Regions from separate parts of the Homo sapiens genome. Here region 2 is linked to region 1. Evidence: chromatin loops called from intact Hi-C (ENCODE). Cell type or tissue: B cell. All regions are shown on one strand.

Region 1 (8,000 bases):
AGACAGTGACAATCGGAGGTTGTAAATTTATCAGGAGGGAGGGCCAAGAATCAGGAGACCAGGAGGTTTGGTTTTGAGTGAGGGAGTGGAATGCAGGCCTGGGTGTCCACCACTAACTGGTGAGTTGCCTGAATGTATAAATAGGTCACCAGGAACCAGGAAGTATTTAGTGTCCAGTCTTGAAGGTAGGCACTCAACAAATATATGCAGAACAAATGGGGCTCCCAGGAGATTTTTTTTTTTTTTTTTGTGAGATGCAGTCTCACTTTGTCACCTACACTGGAGTGCAGTGGCGCGATCTCGGCTCACTGCAACCTCCGCCTCCCGGGTTCAAGCGATTCTCCCGCCTCAGCCTCTTGAGTAGCTGGGATTATAGGCGCGCACCACCACGCCCAGCTAATTTTTGTATTTTTAGTAGGGACAGGGTTTCACCACGTTGGTCAGGCTGGTCTCGATCTCCTGACCTCGTGATCTGCCTGCCTTGGCCTCCCAAAGCTGCTGGGATTATAGGCGTGAGCCACCGCACCCGGCTGATATTTTATGTAGATTTCAAAAGACTTAAGAAATGAATCTACTCTGGGAGTCAGGCTCACAGATGTTTAATTCCAGTTTTCAAAACATAAATGGGTCTTCTTAAAGACAATATACTTCTTAGGATCAATATGTAGAAATAAAAAATATCTGATCATCTCTCTTGTCTCTCACAGTTTGTATATGAACTAGAACCTTTACGACTTTCTAAAATCACATAAATTTCAGAAAAGAAAGAATTCTCATTTATTCTGAAGCTTTAAATTCACAATGTGTGTGTGTTTGTGGGTACTTCCATCTAACCTCAGCTTCCGTAAATATCAAAAGAGAATCTGGTGAGCAGAAAGATGGCAGCATTAGCTCCAAAGTACACATCCATATGAAAAATGCAGTTATTAGAAAATATTCAGAGGGGCCAGGCACGGTGGCTCACGCCTGTAATCCCACCACTTTGAGGCCAAGGTGGGTGAATCACTTGAGATCAGGAGTTTGAGACCAGCCTGACCAACATGGTGAAACACTGTCTCCATTAAAAATACAAAAAAAAAAAAAATTAGCCAGGTGTGGCAGCGTGTGCCTGTAGTCCCAGCTACTCAGGAGGCTGAGGCAGGAGAATTGCTTGAACCCAGGAGGTGGAGGTTGCAATGAGCCGAGATCGTGCCATTGCACTCCAGCCTGGGCGACAGAGCAAGACTATTCTATCTGGGGGCCTTGGGCTGAGATTATACACTGTCATGGTTTGAGATTATGTCTGTTTTCCCTGTCCTTTCATCCCACAGTAAACTTTTAAACGTTAGGGCCCAGCCTGCCCAACATCGCGAAACCCCATCTCTACTAAAAATACAAAAATTAGCTGGGCGTGGTAGGGCATGCCTGTAATCCAAGCTACTGGAGAGGATAAGGTAGGAAGATCACTTGAACCCTGGAGGTGGAGGTTGCAGTGAGCCAACATCGTGCCACTGCACTCCAGCCTGGGCGACAGAGTGAGACCCTGTCTCCAGAAAAACTGTTCGGCCCTTTCTTACTCAAATATGTGTTTATCTACTCTCAGGCTGCTCTCCTCCCACATCCCTGTCTCCACCCCCATCCCCCCACCCCCATCTTTTAGTAGATTCTTCAAATGTTGCTGAACTTAGTATCTACCTTTGTTGCAGTTCTCTCACTTGTAGTGCTGGGCTGCTTTAGGGCTCACCTCCTCAAAGATGCTTTTTTGTTTTGTTTTGTTTTGTTTTTTTGAGATGGAGTCTTGCTCTGTCACCCAGGCTGGAGTGCAGTGGTGCGATCTCAGCTCACTGCAACTTCCACCTCCCCAGTTCAAGCGATTCTCCTGCCTCAGCCTCCTGAGTAGCTGGGATTACAGGTGCCCGCCACCACGCCCGGCTATTTTTTGTATTTTTAGTAGAGACGGGGTTACATCGTGTTGGCCAGGCTGGTCTCGAACTGCTGACCTCATGATCCGCCCACCTCAGCCTCTCAAAGTGCTGGGATTACAGGCCTGAGCCACCATATCCGGCCTCAAAGATGCTTTCTGTGATCACTGAAGCCCACCATGGTCTCTCCAGAAATGAGAATTACTACAGCATGTGTTTACTCCACGTCTATTATCACCTGTCCCCCAACCCCTGTAGACTGTAAACTTGGAAAGAGCACGGGCTTTAAAATGAGAAAGATCGAAGCTCAAATTCCACTTCTACCACTCACTATCAGTATAACTTTGGCCCAATAACTCTGGGCTTGTTCCCCCAACTCACTGGGGGTGTTTAACAGATGAAATGGGATATCTTTCATAAAACATCTAGTACTGCAACTTGCGTATAGCAGACAGTTGGCATTTTCTCTCCCTCCTTAAGGAAAAAGGTCTCTGTACCTAAAAAGCATTTGACCGGGGCAGACATTGACATTCAGTAACTGTCAGTTTACTTCAGACAACACGTTCTGACCTAGGGGCAAAAAATTATTTTTTCAACCAATTCAAGCTCGCCAACTATCCCCGATCTGGGGGGTGTAAATGAAGGTTTTCGAGTTGAACAAAAAAGATTCCTTGTCAAACCTGAAGACGTCGGGTCACACTGCTTGACTGCATACCTGATTCCAATGTCTGCAAACTTTGTAGACTTGTCACCAGGAACTTCAGGGACAGGACCTGACTGCTAGATGAAGCTCTGGCCTCGTCCAGATCCTCACCAATCTCTCCCGACCCGGAGAGGACTGACCGACAGACACATCTTCCTCCCCTGCCTCCCACCTCGGCCCCCTCATCCCCCAGCCAGTCGGGCCCGCGCCCCAGGGCCGTCCCAGAGGAGGAATGCGCCCCCCCCTTCCCGGTCCCAGAGCCAGGGTAGACTCACTGCCGAAGTCTTTGGCCTGGTGGAGGAGCTCCTGGTCTCCCGCTTGCTGCAGCTCCTCCTCCGCAGACTCAGCCACCGTCTCGGACGGCTGCTCGGGTGGAGCATCTCCATTGGGCTGCCCACCGCCTGCCACCGGCTGCTGCAAGCCCAACCAACTGCTCAAGCCCCGGAACATCCCGCTCGCGGGCCGCCGCCGCGGTCCCGATCCCCAGAGACCGCAGCGAGCACTGGTTGCCTTTGACTCCACTCTGCGCGACTCCCAGGGAGATGTCCGGAAGTCGGAGGAACACCGCAGCCGCCGCAGCCCCGCCTCTATGACGACTCCGCCGCGGCCGCGCAAGCGTCACTTCCGTCCAAAGGCTCCGCCCCTGGTGACGTCAGTTGTGACAACTGTTTTGTGCGCGTGGATAGGGGACAAAGAGCTTTCCCAGCGTAGCCCTGCCTTCCCTCTTTTCCTCATTCGCCAGCTTTGTAGGTGACTGACCTAGTAGGCATGTGGACGGTGTCTTTGTCACAGTCCTAGCCAGTCCCATTTTAAGATTGCCTCTAGGCAGCTTGGCTGGTGACTTAGTCTCGCCTTTTCAGGTCCCGCAGGGCTGCGTTCCCGCAGAATTGGATGTCTTTAGCCTCCTCCTGAGCCCAATTCAAAACTAACCCAAAGCCGCCAAGCCCAACAGGGAATAAGAGGACAGAATAAGGTGTTAAACAACACAATGGGATGCTGTCAGCAGAATCTAGACTATGAGAAGCCACAGGACAGACAACCTTGTTTCTTCAAATAAATTGCAAGGAAGAGAGGAGTGTGGTGGGGAACCTATAGATTAAAAAAGACTTAAGAGATGTAACACATGGCCCCTTGTGCATTTTATTAGGATCCTAATTCAGCAAACACATTGAAAAAAATAGTATGATACTTATTATAAGAACTGGAAATTTGGACACTGGGTAGTTGATAAAATTAAGGAATTGTGAAATTACAAAATTTTAATTGTGGTAAAATACACAAAATTTACCATCTTAATATGATTTACCATCTTAACCGTTTCTAAGTGTACAATTCAGTACTGTTAAGTACATTTACATTGTTGAGCAATCAATCTTCAGAACTCTTCATCTTGCAATTAAAAGAATGAAAAATAGTCCGAGTGCGGTGGCTCACGCCTGTAATCCCAGCACTTTGGAAGGCCGAGGCGGGAGGATCACAAGGTCAGGAGTTCGAGACCATCCTGGCTAACACGGTGAAACCCCGTCTCTACTGAAAATAGAAAAAAATTAGCCGGGCGTGGTGGCGGGCGCCTGTAGTCCCAGCTACTAGGGAGGCTGAGGCAGGAGAATGGCGTGAACTCGGGAGGCAGAGGTTGCAGAGTCCATTCTCAAAAAAAAAAAAAAAAGAAAAAAGAAAAATAGAACTTCATCTTGCAAAACTGAAACTACCTATGAAACAACTCCCCATTCCTGTCCTTGTCATCCCCCTCCTCCCCCCATTCTACTTCTTGTCTCTATGGATCTGACTAGATACCTTAATATAAGTGGAATCATTCAGTATTTGTCTGTAACTGGCTTCTTTCACTTAGTATAATGTCCTCAAGGCTGTGTCAATTTCTTTTTAAGAGTGAATAGTATTCCCTTGTATGTATACACCACGTTTTGTTTATCCATCTGTTTATCCACCGCACATATTGAGATTTTACCAAAGAAATGATACCATATCTGGGCCAGGCGCAGTGGCTCACGCCTGTAATCCCAGCGCTTTGGGAGACCGAGATGGGTGGATCACCTGAGGTTAGGAGTTTGAGACTAGCCTGACCAACATGGTGAAACCCCGTTTGTACTAAAAATACAAAAAATTAGCTGGGTGTGCTGGCGGGCGCCTGTAATCCCAGCTACTCGAGAGGCCGAGGCAGGAGAATCACTTGAACTCAGGAGGCGGAGGTTGCAGTGAGCTGAGATCCTGCCATTGCCCTCCAGCCTGGATGACAAGAGCAAAACTCCGTCTCAAAAAAAAAAAAAAGAAAAAGAAAAAAAGAAATGATGCCACGTCTGGAATTTGCTTCAAATTAATACAGGATGGGGGTGGGGGGAATGGGGGGGGATATAGATGAAACAAGCCTGGCCATGGGTTGAAGCTGGGTAGTTAAACATTTGTCTTTTTTATATTTTTAACTTTTCCCACAATAACATGTAAAACTAACAAAAAACTAGTGATGTGCATAACTACCCCTTCAGAGCAGGGAGTTCATGGACACATTTCCCAAGCACAGTCTTCAGTCATTAATTGTGGAAGGACATCCATGATTCCTTGCTCCCCAACTATTTTGAGAAGAGGAGGACAGTTCCGGTGACCTGAGGGAATACATGAGGAATTGATTACAACTCTGATTTCCCTGCTGTCCAGTTTTCCAGCCTGACTTATATTTATATTTTATTCAGGTCCAGGATTTTAGGTTATCAAGCCCAACCTGTTTTTTTCTTTCCCCCAAACAGCTGAGATTTAAACAATTCACCTGTTTAAAGTGTACAATTCAATGGTATATATTTTTGGTGTATTACACTATTAATATTTTAAATTGAAGTAAAAATAAATTTTTTTTAGTGTACAGTTCAGTGGCATTGATGACATTCCAGCCTGTTTTTAGAGTCCAAGTATTGATTCAGCTTTGAAGTCAGGAGATGTCTTAGGATCAATGCCTTTCTAGGCTTTATTAAGTCAATGAGAACCTGAAAGTGGTTGAGACTTTCGGGAATAGGATATTTGCTTCAAGTATGATTGAACAGAGCCTGGAATTTGAGTGAGAAGCCTAGGATGGGCTTCTAATTCCACCATCTAGTAGGTGAATAAACTTGACTTTTTTTTTTTTTTTAGACGGAGTCTCACTCTGTCTTGCCCAGGCTGAAGTGCAGTGGCACAATCTCGACTCACTGTATCCTCTGCCTCCTGGGTTCAAGCAATTCTCCTGCCTCAGCCTCCCAAATAGCTGGAATTACAGGCACCTGCCACCACACCTGGCTAATTTTGTATTTTTAGTAGAGACGGGGTTTCACCATGTTGGCCAGGCTGGTCTCGAACTCCTGATCTCAGGTGATCCACCCACCTTGGCCTCCCAAAGTGCTGGGATTACAGGAGTGAGCCACCGCACCCGGCCTAAACTTGACGTTTTACTCATCCTTTTGCCCCTCAAGTTCCCTCACTTGCAAAAGAAGTATAGTGCTGGTCCTTCCCACAGCAGAGATAGGGCCCAGCCCTTTCAGCCTTACTCTGCTTTATCTTAAGGTACACTCAAAATCGTGGTGAACACTGTGGTCACCAAGGGATAGACAGTTTTACAACTCTTCTGAAAGGTAGAATTCTTAAAAATAAGAGATTAGGCTGGGCACAGTGGCTCATGCCTGTAATCCCAGCACTTTGTGAGGCCGAGGTGGGAGGATTGCTTGAGTCTAGAAGTTTGAGACCAGCCTGGGCAACATAACGAGACCCTGTCTATACAAAAAATAAAAAATGAGCTGGGTGTAGTGGCTTGCACCTGTCGTCTCAGCTACTCAGGAGGCTGAGGCAGGGGGATTGCTTGAGCCTGGGAGCTGGAGGCTGCAGTGAGCTGTGATCGTGCCACTGCACTCCAGCCTGGGTGATAGAGCGAGACCCCGACTGAAAAAAAGAAAAAAAAAAAAGATTACAAAACAAGAACATAAGCAATCAACTTAATGATGGGCTTCATTTTCATTTTAAAAAAATCATCTGGCCAGGCACGGTGGCTCATGCCTGTAATCCCAGAACTTTGAGAGGCCGAGGCAGGTGGATCACCTGAGGTCAGGAGTTCGAGACCAGCCTGGCCAACATGGTAAAACCCTGTCTCTACTAAAAATACAAAAATTAGTCGGGCGTGGTGGTGGGCGCCTGTAATCCCAGCTACTCAGGAGGCTGAGGCAGGAGAATCACTTGAACCCGGGAGGTGGAGGTTGCAGTGAGCTGGGATCATGCCATTGCACTCCAGCCTGGGCGACAAGAATGAATCCCCACCTCAAAAAAAAAAAAAAAAAATCATCTTGTGCGGATTCAGCAAGATGTTATGCTGGTGGTGGGCCATGAACTGACACTTGTTGAATGAGGATACATCCTTATCCCACACAATTCAGTCAATCCACACCCTGTTATCAAATTTGTTTTCCAGCTCATTATTTTTCCCATTTGAGATTAATAATACAATAGTTATTATAATGAGCCCTTTGTATATACAGATTATCTTTTATCCATTAGCCTCATGGATGAATAGAATAGGACAATTGGATCAGGCCTCACATCCTGTGGTGGAGTCTGGCTGTGCATTGATGTCCTGGCTTTGCCACTCATATTAACTAACGTACCCTTGGTCAAGACATTTCACATCTCTGAACCTCAGGTCCCTCATTCTAAAAAGGGGATCATAACAACTGTCCTGGTTCTAAAAAGATAATGAAAGACGGAACTGTGGAAGGAAACCTTACATATGCGGCAGGTATTAAGTATTAGCACCCATACCAACCCATTTCACAAACATTCTTTCCCCTGAGCCCTCTGGAAGACTTGTTTATGCCTCTAGCCTTTTGACAAGGTGGTTCCTTGTCCCTCCCCTGGACCCCCCAACACCCATGGAGACCTGGATCTCCCCCAAGGCTACCCTGCTGAGTGAAGCGTCTGCTTATTTTCCCAGAAATTGACATCATTGTTCCAAGTTCCTTACTGCTTCCTCCACAACACTGTTCTTTCATCCTTGGTGGGGAGAAACTCCATTGTGTTTATTTTATTTTATTTTTTGAGATGGAGTTTCGCTCTTGTCGCCCAGGCTGGAGTGCAATGGCGCGATCTGGGCTCACTGCAACCTCCACCTCCCGGGTTCAAGAGATTCTCCTGCTTCAGCCTCCTGAGTAGCTGGGACTACAGGCACCCGCCACCGCGGCCGGCTAATTTTTTGTATTTTTAGCAGAGACGGGGTTTCACCGTGTTAACCAGGATGGTCTCGATCTCCTGATCTCGTGATCCACCCACCTCGGCCTCCCAAAGTGCTGGGATTACAGGGGTGAGCCACCATGCCTGGTCGTGTTTATTTTTTTAAATTAATTAATTGATTTTTTTTTTGAGACAAGGTC
Region 2 (8,000 bases), 1.7 Mb before region 1:
AAAGTCCATCAAAAGTTATAATGCAATATCCAGAAACATGAAATACCAAGTAGCTAATTAGAAACAACTACCTCATTTTTGGCATGATTATGTACAGCCTTCATTTATGAAGAAACAGAACCTCTGTTAGAAAAGTCTGACCCTCTGGTTAGAAAAGTCTGCACTTCCAATTGTCCTATCTAGCAGTCCTGATGGATCTGAGTTCAGTCCCCCATGTGACTAAAGGTCCAGCAGCCTTGCCAATGTAGCCCATGAACTCCAAGAAGCATACATATACCTTCAGTACACCCGAGGCATAATATACAGTAGGAACTCAAAATACCCTTGGGGTGGGCCTGGCGGTGGCTCATGCCTGTAGTCCAAGCACTTTGGGAGGCCAAAGCAGGAGGATCGCTTGACGCCAGGAGTTCAAGACCAGCCTGAGCAACATCATGAGACCCCGCCTCTATTAAAAATAAAGAAAAATTGGCCTGGTATGGGAGCACGTGCCTGTAGTCTCCAGCTACTAGGAGGCTGAGATGGGAGGATCCACTGAGTCTGCCAAGTTAAGGGTGCAGCAAGCTGTGATCACACCACTGCACTTCAGCCTGGGCAACAGAGTGAGACCCGGTGTCAAAAATAAATATGCTTGGGAAATCAGTTTCCTAAAGAGAAGCAGAAAGCATGGTTTTGAAGAGCACGGCTTCAAGTCAGACCAGTTTGGATGGCAATTTTGCTGTTTCTGATGACTAGCTGGGTAATCTGAGCAAAGTACTTTATTTCTCTGAGCCCATTTGACATGTATACAGGAGGTAAGAAGACCTACTTCATAGAGCTGTTGTGAGAACACACATGTATTCATGCAAATAAATTACGTGTCACAGTGTCTGGCATGCAGTAAGGCTCAATAGATGGAGTATTATAATTATTACAGAGAAGACTGCCCAAAAGAGAGACCACACCCAAAACCTGACCCTGATTAGGATTGTCTCAAACCCCAATGTTTCTAAGAGCTTAATTCAAAGTATTGACAATCATTTTCAAATACCTGAATGGGCTAGTTCCTTTTAACCTAATAAATAACTTTCTATTAATTCCCAAATCTGAAATATTTAAATGTTATCAGTCTCTAGGTAGAAGGTCCTTACCCTCAGCTTTCACGCCCACCAACAGAATTGCACCCAAGCTCGTATCTCAGTGTGAAGAAATGTACAAACTTGAATGAGAAATGAGGCCAGATCTTTGATTAATTCAGTCATCCATGCGCTGCTCTACACACATAAAAAAAAATTCTAAAAACGATCAAAACCTAAAATCTGAACACTAAAATTGTGCGTCACCAACAAAAGATTTCTAACATTGGGCTTGAGATTGAAAGCAAATTAGAAAAACCTCCAAACAGAAAGTTTAAATGTAGTCTTTTAATTGCATTATTGTCCTAAGTTGAAATGTAGTCCAACTGATGCCATGATCAGATGATAAAGAATCTGTGAGATTCTGTCGCCTCCTTTAACAAGAAATTTGATGTTGCCAAATTATTTGATGTTGCAAAAAAAAAAAAAAAACTTTAAAATCTAAAATTACCCAATTCTGAGTAAATAGCTTTTTCTACTTAGAAAGCAACTTAATACTTCAAATTGTGCTATTCTTGTACCAAAGTGAAGGGTCATCTAAAAGATTTCCCTCATGTTTTAGATCTATGCATGTGAATTAATTATTCCTAAAAGCCTCATATTATTATTTGACATCAATTTATTACATAAAAAAGTCATATTCCCACAGTAACTGCCAAAAATCAGGTACTGTGTTAGCATACCTAATATCTAGAGGAAATAAAGATCACCACCAGTTATCAAAACGGAAGGGGAGAGAATGTGAATTTTAACAGACACGTTGAAGAAAACCTATTTTCCTTGCTCTCTTTGCAAATTTCTTACAGCCAATTTCTCAGATAAAGCTAAATTTTCTTTTACAAAGTAAACTGAAATGAAAATCATAATGAAAGGTTAACTTTCTGCAAGAGAAGCCACTGTCATTTCCAACAATGCAGCTATTGTTAACAGTCTCTCATAGATTCCTGGACACAGTGGTGAAACAAGGCTAGGGGTGATACTTAAAGGAATTTCTCCACCTCTGTCTTTCAGTTTGTAATGTAACAATACTGTACCTTCAAAGTAGAAACACCACGTAAAATCTGGTTCCCGTTAACTGAAACTGCCTTAACCCCAAGCAGCATATTTGCAACCGAATACATCTGATTCGCAATCAGTCAACCTTCTATTACCCATCTATGCGAGACGGCCCTGCAATTTCTTTCAATGGGAGCCTTTCCTTTTAAAACCCCAGGGGACACAATAGATGCCACACTCTGATTTAAATAATTCCAAGAAAATTACAATATAAACAAAGGCAGACTTAGGGAACTTGCATAAGTAAAAATCAAAAACCTGAGAAAAAGGGGTAAAAAAATACCAATCACAAACCCCTAAATCATGAATAAATTTTAAGACTGAGCCAGGAAAAAAGGAATTACTCTCTGGACAAAGAATTCTATTTCAAATTTAAAAAAAATATATCGGATTTTGATTTTAAAAAATTTAGGCTTAGGAAATATGCTAAACAACAAAACTGGAATACTCAACTGTTTGATATATATACATCTAGCAAATTAATCGCTGCATTGACTATGTTAAAAAGGCAAGACAATTCAAAGAGATTTGATACCCTCTCCAATTGAGGAACCCCCAACTACTCTGAAATGGCAGATAATATCTAACACTCTTGGAATGGTTAACTTTATTTAGTATGCCTCTTTTGTAGTTCTATTATTTAATAGAGCCAAACGGAATTTTTCCCTAATTAGGTTTCCTTGTACTTGTGAAATGCTCAGCATACAGTGCTGGCAGCATTAGCTTCTCTCTTCTGGCTCCTTCCCCCCTCAACCACCCTCACCTCCCCCCCAACCCCCGCCCCGAAAAAAAGATTTCCTTCCCAAATGTTCTCTTCTCTGCATTTGTCAACAGAAACACCTACTGGTGGTGTCAAACTGCTAAGACTGCTGCAGGCTTCCTTATTCCTGGTTTCAGTGTCAACGCCAAAAATTCTCAATCCTAAAATAGTACTTTTAATAAAAAGAAATTAGAAGTCTTGCTAGGTACTCAACCTATCATATTCTCGAAAAGCAGCACGCCTTTTTTAAAAATCTATTATTAATGGACCCTAATTGGATTGTTAATCATAAGATCATACTATCACCTTCAACACTAACATACAGGAACAAGTAAATATAGCCTCTTCACATTTTGTGAACAAAACATTTTAAAACACTTGAAGGAAATAAAAACAAATTTACATCTAAGTGTCACTCACATGTAATTCCGAATAGCCTCGGTGAAGATGTCTTTTTTGTAACCCTACAGCAAGAAAGAAACAAGCTGGAAATGTTCCAGCAGATGTTACCTAAAACGATAATCCTGTTCTATACACATCTCTGTCTCCTGTTTCTGACAAACGCTCTCAGACAAATTAATTTGTGTAATCTTTTACATTAACTATATAACCATTACGTTCAAACAAACCTAATTCAGATGCACAGAAAGAAATCATTCGGTGTCAACAATACTTTCTAAAATCAGCTTAAATTCCAGCCAATTAAAATAGATTGTGCTAACAGAATACTGATCTGCAACTACTTAAATATCACAGCACCCGTCTAATCTCACTGTAGAGATACTAAGGTCAGGCTTTTCTTATTCAGGCATCTGTTCTTTAACACTCAAATGAAGCGAAAAACAAAACCCTCAAGGAAGATCTGCCTTTACACTGAAATATGTTCAGGTTATTTTTTTCCCCAACGTGGGCACAAAACGTGTCAATGCAAGGAGGACCTGTTCGTTCTGGGAGACGGTTCCAAATCCCAGAATCCGATTTCTATGAGGGTCCAAAAGGTATGAAGGTCTGAGAAGGGGCCATTCTTCTTCCCCGCACTATGCCAGTCGTGAACTTCACAGCATCGCCTGAAACTTGTCCGGGGGAGGTTGCGGAGCCGCGGGGCCGGCGCCCGGTCGCTAGCCCACCCTCGCGGGCAGCCAAGGTCAGAAGGGCCCGGGCCGCGACTGACGGCCCCTGGCGAGTCTCGGGCTCCCTCCGAACTCGGGCAGGGGGCTGGGGCGCGCAGGCCCCTCCTCGGCGCCGGCGGGAAGGGGCTTACCTCGCCGCAAGCCCCGGGGAGCTCGTGCCGCGGGAGCGGCGGGGCGGGGACGCCGCAGACCCGCCGCTGAGGGGAACCCCGCGGGGCGGGCTCGACCCGCCGCCCCTCTTTCACACCCTTTCGCCTCCCCACACCCCAAAAGACAGCCCCAGCCCCTCGGGGGAAGCCCTTCCAGAGGCGCAGGGGAGCGCTGAGGAGGGGCTACTCCGGGCTGGGACGTCCTCACCGCGTCGCCCCGTTCCGGGGGAACCGGCGCCCCCGCCCCTTCTCTTGTCCGCCCGGGGGGACTGGGTGGGTCTCCACTCTCAGGAGAAGCTGGGTGGACGCGGGGCCGATGTAAGGGTAAGAAGGCTTGGCGGGCGGGTGGCGGCGCGACTACTCACCCCGCCGAGTCCCCCACTTCTAGCAGGGGACCCCACAGCTCCTGAGGACGCCGTCGCCGCTTTACCTTCCCCAGCGGCAGAGACAACTAATCGAAACCTCCGGCCCCGCCCTCTAGCAGAAGCGAACGCGCAGCCTATTTTGCTAACTGCCCCGCCCCAGCCGGCCCGTTCGGACCAATGGGAAAGCACCTCAGGTTTTGCCCGATCCCGCCTTTACCCCGCCCCCTTCTGGTAGGAGCCAATGAGGAGGAAGCGCTTGTCCTGGGGTTCGGGCTCGCGCCGCTCGTGCTCGAGTCTCCGAAGCCGAAGAACGCTGGTTCCTTATACAAGCTCGCCTGCGCGCTCACGCGCGCGCCGCGCCTCCTGGCACGCCAGGTTTGGTTGCCCCGCCAAGCCCTAGCAACCTGGGCTGGAGAGGCTGAGAGGGGCGGGGCCCGAGCCTGGAGTCGACGCCGGGGGGTAGAGCGGGGAAGCAGGGAGAGGGTCGACGGTGGTGGGGTGGGGAGATCGTGACTGAGAAAGGGGTGGCTGCGGGGGTAGGAGGTGGCGAGGAGGCCCCGGAATCCGCCTGTCACTGCGGAAAAAAGAGGGAATCCTGCCTGCAGCGCAGCTACCCTGCCCTCCCTCCGGAGGGACCCGTGCCGGGGGCTGGGGTGGGGGAAGTCGGAGAAGAGGGGGAGAACATACTCGGGGCGGGAGCTGAGAAATACAGGATGGAGGATGGTTTATCTCTGTTGTTGGTAAAAATGATATCGAAGTCCATTGCTGCTGCTGCCCAACTGTTGCCGCTGCGTGTGCACACACACACGCACATATGCACACACACAACACACACTCACACGTACACTCATCCAGCAGCTTGCGGTCCCTTGGGTGAGTTAGGCGCAAAGACCTAGCAGCCTGAGGATTCCTTACACAGCAGCTGGGCGCGTGCAAAGAGCTGTTGCAGCAGTAGCAGCAGCAGCAGCAGCAACGACCCACACCTCCGCTTCGGTCCGATGCTCTGCCACACAAGATCCCCCAGCTGGCTTGAAAGCAATGAAGTCATCGCCCAACCAGTACAAATGTAAAGATCTTAATACCCACCATGGATCGGGTTTCCAAGGAGGATGAAGAGGTGATGAAATTGAAGGAGATAACATTTCCAATGCTACTTTTAGAAAATAAAGAAAAAAAATTTTTTTAAAAAGACATTGGGGACAAATCTATGGAAAGCTGCATAATTATTTTCGCTTTAACAAGCAAAGGAGAAAAATAGGGTCTCTTCTGGTTAGGAAAAGCACGGAAAATAGGCAGTGTATGAGGTCATAGCTGCCACCAAATTAGAAAGATGCAGTACTGTAATAGGAAATAGATATTTGGGATAAAATCCACTTAATCTATTCCTGTAGTGAATCTGGTAACAATATGTAGCAGCATGCTCAGTTTGGCCACTTGATACCAAGCCAATAGGATTTTCTTTTTCATAACGGTGAATATTTGATGAGGAAATGAAAGTGGAAGCATATTAGAAAATTTTACAGGTAGGAGCAATGAATTAGCAAAGAGGGAAAATGGAGTCAGAGGCAACAACAGAGGGCTTCGCAGAGTCTCCTGCCTCCTCCAGATGCAAAGTAACAGTGCTGTGACCTCTAGCTTCACCCACGTGGATCCAGAACTCCTGGGGCAATCACTCCATTTTCATCCCTGTATATCAGAGCCTTTGTACTAGGAATTTCAGCAGCATTACCTTTGACTCAAATGAATAATTTTTTAAAATTTTATTTAGACCTGGTGAACCGGAAGTAACAAATTAATTATCCGTATAGATTGAGAAGATGGAGAAAAAACAATAACTGAACATCTGTTAATATAGGTCCAATTTAGTATTAAGTAGTAATATTAGATGCCTTATAATGTGCCATCCCATATACACAAATATGACCTTCTGCTTAGGGACATTTGCTTTGATCTGGTTTTAAGTAGTGGTAAAGGATTTCTTGCAGTCACTTGCAGTTTAGTTAATTCGTCTTTTGGTCAAAAACTAACCTTTCTAGAAAGTTAGTAAAAGTTTAAAAAGTACCATGCGCCGGGAGCAGTGGCTCACGCCTGTAATCCCAGCACTTTGGGAGGCCAAGGCAGGTGGATCACCTGAGGTCAGAAGTTCGAGACCAGCCTGGCCAACATGGTGAAACCCCATCTCTACTAAAAATAGAAAAAAATTAGCCGGGAGTGGTGGCGTGCACCTGTAATCCCACCTACTCAGGAGGCTGAGGCAGGAGAATTGCTTGAACCCAGGAGGTCAAGGTTGCAGTGAACCGAGATGGTACCACTGCACTCCAGCCTGGGCTAGAGTAAGACTCTGTCTCCAAAAAAAAAAGTACCATGCTGCCATTTAACTGAGCACTTATGTAGAAAGAACACTAATACTAGCCAGTGAATGGATACCTGCTCTGTGCCAAGAACTTCACATAGATTTAGGGTTGCCAGATAAAATACAAGATGCCCCGTTAAATTTGAATTTCAGATAAACAACGAATAATTTTTAGTATAAATGTGTATTTTTATCCTGGATACATGTGGAACAAGGCTAGAAAACTAAATAAGGTTCTAACCATTGCCAAAAAAATTACGAAATGCCCTTCTAGGTCTAGACCTTGTAATGCAATCAGGATCTGGGAGAAAAGCTTAAGAACCAAATTAATGTATAAATTTGTAGTGTTTGTAGAAAGAGGTGAGCATACTTAGACTAAAATATTATTTGCTGTTTATCTCAAATTCAATTTTAACTGAGCATCTTCGATTTTTATTTGCTAAATCTGACACATTATCTCTAATCCTCTCAATTCTCTGCGAAATTCTCACCATTTTCCAGATGAAGAAACAGCTTGAGAACCTCCCCAGCATCGATTTGCTTTTTTGCCCTTCTAATAGAACCCCAACTCTGTTCAGGCATCCACCCGCTCCACACTACCCAGAGTCTCAGTCAATCAATGTGTGGCCTAATTACACTGAAGGAAAGAATTTAACATTTGATGGTTTGAAAGAGGTTTTCCCTGTCTACCCTGCTGGATGAACAAGGAAGCAAGTACGCTTGTTGCCACTGACAGTCATTTCGTGACTAAGAGGAAAACCAGCCCTAGGTCAAAGCCTACACACTAAATAAGGCAGAATCAAAAAATAGAAAAAAAAATTTTTAACTGGGTTCTTGATGACGTCACTGAGTTGTTTCATTAAACAAACTCTGCCCTTTCCTTGCATTTCAGACAGTTTGAGTCAGACTTTCTATTAGATGCCAGAGACGCATCCCACTACAGATGTCAGAACCTATGAGTGCTACTCATTACGGGTCTCAATAATCAATAAACAAGTGGTAATCAAGATGTAAGACATTTTTGGCTGAGCACGGTGGCTCACGCCTGTAATCCCAGCATTTTGGGAGGCCAAGG

The links. Hi-C counts contacts between places; a loop is a spot of excess contacts. Peaks named below come from ENCODE experiments on the same cell type or tissue, not always from the same donor. Only the 100,000 strongest peaks of a DNase experiment are listed, where the experiment ranks them.
Region 2: it touches region 1 in a loop (19-fold over the local background); 2 of 110 quality-filtered maps call a loop at or near these places.

Annotation. Positions count from the first base shown.
Region 1 is chrX:16,714,779-16,722,778 of GRCh38, reverse strand. It overlaps SYAP1 (synapse associated protein 1), which reads right to left and starts at 3,167. Exons shown (of 9, transcript NM_032796.4): 1 at 2,880-3,167. The coding sequence starts at 3,054. RefSeq lists an enhancer at 3,298-3,357. In B cell, no CTCF peak of the experiment used is centred here; a DNase peak (open chromatin) is centred at 3,198; H3K4me3 peaks cover 1,914 bases; H3K27ac peaks cover 1,778 bases.
Region 2 is chrX:18,422,268-18,430,267 of GRCh38, reverse strand. CDKL5 (cyclin dependent kinase like 5) reads right to left here and starts at 4,660. Exons shown (of 18, transcript NM_001323289.2): 1 at 4,573-4,660. RefSeq lists a silencer at 4,340-4,409 and an enhancer at 4,745-5,039. In B cell, no CTCF peak of the experiment used is centred here; DNase peaks (open chromatin) are centred at 4,797 and 5,437; H3K4me3 peaks cover 2,283 bases; H3K27ac peaks cover 1,950 bases.